Regions from separate parts of the Mus musculus genome. Here region 2 is linked to region 1. Evidence: chromatin contacts called from ENCODE Hi-C or POLR2A ChIA-PET data. All regions are on one chromosome and are shown on one strand. Each heading gives the region's core, a stretch centred on a gene start or an enhancer-like site at or near the end of the contact. The rest is flanking DNA. Distances are from core to core; before and after follow the strand shown. Region 1 has its middle 23 kb from the start of 4930445E18Rik. Region 2 holds the start of Basp1 (brain abundant, membrane attached signal protein 1).

What was found. Hi-C counts contacts between places; a loop is a spot of excess contacts on that map. ChIA-PET counts read pairs that join two places held with the same protein, here RNA polymerase II (POLR2A).
Region 2: a loop to region 1 is called in a map of gastrocnemius, with 3 times the contacts of the local background. The contact joins the promoter of Basp1 here to the enhancer-like site in region 1. A Hi-C loop is called at or near these places in 4 of 37 maps with a recorded cell type or tissue (Patski, gastrocnemius and left cerebral cortex). POLR2A ChIA-PET finds 5 or more read pairs at or near these places in 1 of 5 experiments (Patski).

What each region holds. Positions count from the first base shown.
Region 1 is chr15:25,268,076-25,270,775 of GRCm38, forward strand. No RefSeq gene overlaps it. Among named protein-coding and RNA genes, the nearest start is that of 4930445E18Rik, 23 kb to the right of the region's middle. Within about 2 kb of position 1,381, at least 1 of the 3 ENCODE cell types and tissues checked has a DNase peak (open chromatin) inside an H3K27ac peak, as active enhancers do.
Region 2 is chr15:25,412,484-25,415,483 of GRCm38, forward strand. Basp1 (brain abundant, membrane attached signal protein 1) reads right to left here and starts at 1,281. Exons shown (of 2, transcript NM_027395.2): 1 at 1,069-1,281. It overlaps Gm48957 (predicted gene, 48957), which reads left to right and starts at 1,707. Exons shown (of 4, transcript NR_168943.1): 1 at 1,707-2,666.

The DNA of each region.
Region 1 (2,700 bases), core at 131-2,630:
CTGCTATGAATTATAATGTAAATATCTAATTTATATACAAATATTTTACATAAGGCAGGATATCAGATATGTGACCCCTATGAAAAGGTCATTTGACCCCCTACAGGGTCACAACCCATAGGTTGAGAACCATTGGTTTAGGGGATTCCTTACCCCCCCCCCCACCCTGAGGCTTTGGGCCTTGTTTTAAATTACAAGGAGGGACTGGACAGATGGCTCAGTGGTTAAAAACACTGACTGCTCTTCCAGAGGTCCTGAGTTCAATTCCTAGCAACCACGTAGTGGCTCACAACAATCTGTAATGGGATCTGATGCCCTCTTCTGGTGTGTCTGAAGACAGCTACAGTGTACTCATATACATACAATAAATAAATCTTTAAAAAAGAAAACTTACAAGGAATAACTCTTTGAATAGCATGGGACTCCTGGTCTGAGTCTCCACTTAACCCCTCCAAAAACTACCATATCTGGCCTCTAAAACCACTTGGCTGCTACTTCCTCTTCAACAATTACTGCTTGAGCCATGACCTCTGACCTCTGTGACTCACTGGAACAGGTGACCCTGACTCATGGACCTGAAAAACTCCCATTCCTCACCGTCAACAGGAACACAGGAACACTTTGGTGCAAATGGTCCCAAGGGCATGTCATGGCCCAAATCTCTCAATCTCTCTCGATGTCCTACTTGGTTACAAGAAGGCAGGCCTTTGTTTTTTCCTCCCAAAGGCCCAGGACAGTGTGGACAATTCTTAACATGTCTTAACTCTCCCTTGCTCAGACAAAGTCAGAAGATGCTCTTAAAAAAAAACAAAAAAACAAAAACAAAAACAAAAAAATCTACTTTAACTCTTTCAGAAATAAACTAGAAAAAAAACCTCATCTTTCTTCTTCTACAACTTATTGCAAAATCTACAAAGAAATTCCTACTGAATTATCTGTTTTCTCACCAAATGTCTCCTCCCTTACTGCCTGAGGCCCACTGGGCTGCCATGGGAATCACTTTTGACTTTCTCCCTAAGGTTAGATTGTAAAAGCTCACACAAGCAAGTCAACAAGTGTCAGGAAACAAACCAAACATACCCTCTGAGTCTAGGCACTAACTCCTTTTTCCTTTACATGTTCACTGTGTCAATGTTTGCCTGTCACTTCACCTTTTAGACCATCCCAGGCATGTGTGCGCCTTGGAACCCTGTCCTTTCAAAGAGTGAAGGCAAACAAAGGATGTCGGGAGTCTCCAGGGTGACTTCAACCCAGTCTCTGAGCAAGGGCTTTCTTCCCTTCCAACTGACCTTCCTCCCTCTTCAAACTCAACTGCTGGGTATCTGGAATTTCTCCCTCAGGGGTGGAGGTCAGAGCTGTGGCGTCAGAGAACCCAGACCCCTTGGCCTACTAAGCCTTGTCAGTGACTATTAGTATAAACGCAGGTAGGGAGGCAGCTGCTCTGCCAGCTGGTGAGGAGACATAGCAGACTTCTGCCCTCCCACCCCTGAGGATCCCTTAATGAAGTACTAGCTCACTACAGACTTCAAGCAGCACCTCAGGGAACGTGGGAACGGAGCAGGGGATTGCTTGTCAATAGTGCATGAGCACAGAAAGCCCTAGAAATACGTGCTTAAGGGCGACTTGCAGCACGCGGGGGGGGGGGGGGGGGATGAGTCACTCAGTGACACAGATCAGATAAAATAGCTGTCTTAAAGTCTGCTTTCAGCTGAGGGGGAAAAAAAAAACCATTCCACAAACTGTCTTTTACTTCCGCCTTCTGGGTAGACTTTCTGCTGAGAGATGTCGAAACAGGAAGAGTAGCCAGATCTTTTCACAGCTTTTCCTATAAATAAATAAGTGAGGTAAGAGAACGGGGTGATGATGTAGCTCAGCGGTAGAGTGCTAGGGCAAGGCCACACACACACACACACACACACACACACACACACACACACACGAGAAAAAGGAGGCAGGAAAGTTTCGTTTGTGTACCTGTGTGTGTAAGCACACATGCGTGTATTTGCGTTTGTGTAGGCAAGGTTTGTAAATACACATGGGGCATACCTGTGGGAGTTCTGTATGTAAGCATGAACTGTTGTATAAGGTCATATTTATTTTTAATACTTTTGTTCAGTAGGTGATCACTCCAAAGCAATGGCTCATTTCTCTATGAAATAAATGCAGCTCTTTCATCTCAACGGTGAGGTCTAACACAACCTCTAAACTTTCCCATACTCCAAGAAATAATCAGCTCAGATACGACTTTCACAGACCACGGGGCTTAACGCTTTCAGCCTTGACGTTATCTGAGACATCCCAAGTACTGTAAACTCCCCATTCCATTTAGCAACATGTGCAGGCATAATCCTGATGTTTCTTATTGGCTAATAACCATAATTCTGCACACTGCTTCTCACGCTGAAGTAACGTAAGCCAAAACATGCTGAGTCCCAGACGTCTACACATGCACGACACTCCAATTTTTGTGTGCCTAGAGACACATCAGCAACTCCTCCTCATCGCACGACAGTCTTGAGCAGCCTGCGTCCGTTGTGATTTGCAGACATTCAGTCAGTGCTCCGGTGCTGGGCTCCACTAGCTGGGCTGTGTCTGCTGTATTTTGACTTATTTGATACTGTTTCTTTCCTCTCCTCTGAGCAGCTTTCTGGAATCTCCTGGGGCCTCTGCTCTTGGGCTGGATCTGGCTGGTACCACTGC
Region 2 (3,000 bases), core at 31-2,530, 140 kb after region 1:
GTGCGCTGTGCTCCTTTGAACAGCGTGAAAATCACTGGGGCAGAGGCCGTCCACCGAGTTCGCTCCAAGGCGGAAACGTCTCGGGGGGAAGCAGATTAGGAACAGGGCCAAGCGTTCGATGAATATTCATGAAAAGAATGCGGTCCCCAGCCACGCATTGTGTGCCATCCGATCCAGGGATTCTGGTTTTTTTTTTTTTTTTTCTTTTAATGGTGTGGGGAAGCGGGAACCAGACGTTGGGTTGTAGCGTTTGAGCTACGGGGGAAAAAATCTACAGAAATCTTGGCTTGCAGAAGGGTTGAGCCCGCTCGGGCCGCGGGCTGTCAGGTTCAAGCCCACACGCCACCCCTCCTTCCCCCAGGCTGGGGCGGCGGTGGAGGCGCGCGGCCCGCTCTCTGAGCGCAAGGCTCAAAAAATAAAATAAAATGCTGGCGACGTCCACAGGTTAGTGGGAAGACAGCTCAGCCGCAGACCAGGCTGGGGGCTTTAATCTGCCCCGGACGTGCACACCGCCTTCCGAACCTCGTGTTCCTCGGTTACCCTAAACCAAGATCCAGGAGTCCCGAGGGCCAAGCCACCCCCGCCCCTTCCGATCTGACCAGATTCCGCGTCTTCTTTCTCCCTCCCCACCCCACCCCACCCCCATCCTCCATCTTCTGTTACTGCGCCCCTCACACCGAGCGCCTTCTCCGTGGCTGTGCGGGTTCCGCTGACAGAAGGCTGGGTTCAGCCCACAGAACCGTGGCCAGTGGTCTCGGTGCTGTCACCAGCGGCTCCCCACCCTCCACCCCCTCCCTCCCGAACTCGGTTCGTCCGCCTCGCCGCCACCCCCTCCAAGTCCCCCACCCTACGAAAGGCCGAAGCTGTCCACCTGGGGGAGAGCATCACCTTGGATTTCCAAATGCGACAGAACCCACATAGAGGAATCCCATGCCCACTGTGTCTACACCCGGCCGCACCCCGGCTGCACCGTTGGAGAACCCTAGGCTTCGGGGTGGGGCGGGGCCCTGGGGAACCGGTGGCCCGGAGTCCGCGGTGGCCTTAGGGACCCACGGCGCGCCTCCTTACCGGCTTTGGGTGCCTGTGGCGGCCCTGGGTGAGCGCGGTGCCTCCAAGGGGCCCGGGTGGCTGGTGTCGTCCGGCCGGGTGGCTGGTCGCTCAGCAAAGGCTCTCTCTCTCCCGGCTCGACGGCGGAGCCCGGAGCGTGGAGCGAGTTGGAGCGCTGCCGCCACCGCCGTCGCCGCTGCCGCTACTGCCGCCGCCGCTGCAGCCTCTGCATTTCTCGATCGCTCCCCCTCCCCTTCCTGCCCAGCGCCCTCCCCCCCGCGCGTCCGCCCGCCCAGCTCCTCCGCTCGCCGACCCCGCCCGCCTCGCGCCCGCCCCTCCTCTCCCAGCCCGCGGCCCGCACCCCTCCCGCTCCTTTCGCGCCCCGCCACCCAGGAGGGGGTCCCCCAACTTCTCTCCACCAGCAGCCACTGCGCCCCGAGACGCCCCGTGATCCAGCGCCCCCCCCCCGTCACCACACCCGCACAGTCACCCCCACCCACTGCTCTCCACATCCAGATCCCTTACCCGCCTCCCCAACAGTCTCTGTCAGCCCCCCTCCTCCTATTCCCTCCTTACACGCCCCTCCATTCCCCCCCCACCCCACCCCCACCCCCACCCCCGGCGGGACTGTCTGTGGATTTCTCTCCTCTCTCTGTCTCGCACACATTTTATTTGAAAGCATTGAATAAGTAGCTCAGGCTCTCGCTCAGACTTAAGGGGCTGATGAACTACGCCCCCGCCGCAACCAGCTTTCTCTGCACCCCAATCCAGCCCCGCTCCAGACGACGGGCTTAGATTCTGCTATCACGTAGGCAGTGAGCCTGGGGAAGATGCGATGCCTCCCTTGAAACCATCAAGACAGATATCCGCTGGTTTTAGGGTGTCCCCCAAGGCAAGCATCTGGGACGCCTCCGGCATATGCTCGCCCTCGGGGCCCGACCAGGAGGCTCCAGCTTTGCAAGGCGCCACCGCCCAGAGCTCAGGTCTGGGTTGGAAGGGTGGGCGGCACCGCCTCAGGGTACGTTCTCCCGACTTCGGAGAGAAAGAAAGGAAGAAATGCACCCTAGGAAAAGGGGCTTCGACTTTTTGTGCCTGTGCTTTCATGGAAGTCACCAGCTCTCGGCTGCTTAAGATGCTACTCAGAAGCGCGCCCAGCCAGGCTGTGGCCATCCGCGCCAAGTCCTCGTGTCCTGGTCGACGAGCACTTTGGGTAGCACCGCGACACACAATAGCCACCACGGTTAGGAGATATGCTCGCTATGCTTACCTGTTGGCAAAAATAAAATGCAAAATAAAAATTTAAATTTGGAAACTAACACATGGTGACATCTTCTAGAACCACAGCTCTTTCTTCAGACAAAAGCCAATTTTACCATCCCGCAAACCCATTGAGCCCTGGAAGTTCCGTTCGCGGCACTTTGGCGCCCTCTGGCTTTATCAGGGTGGCTTGCTTGTTCTGCTTCGTCCTGAAAGAATAGCGGAGGGGGGGGGGAATGGAAATGTATGTTGCCTTCTTGGTTGGATCTCCCCTCATGAGTGAAGCACAGATTTGGGATGAGCTTGCCCTCCACGTCCGGAATAACGAAACACAACTACATTTAGGGAGACGAATGCCAAAGGTAAGTGCTGTCAAAATCGCAGATTGGGGGGGGTCACTTTTTTAATAGAAAAATAAATAACAGAACTTTAATAAGATTGGCAAAGGAAGTGCCACATCTTAAACCAAAAAGTGATTGGGGGGGGGGGTGAAAATATTTGTGGTGGCTGCCACTTCCTCCCCCTCCTTTTCTTCTTTCTTTCTCCTCCTCCTCCGTCTCCTCTTCTTCTTGTTTTTTTCTTCTCTTCCTCTTCCTCTCTATCTCCCTCTTCCTCTTCCTCTTCTTTCTCCCTCTTCTCCCCATCCCTACCCCTCTATTCTCCCTCTCTCTTTCTCTCTAGATAAATAGATATACT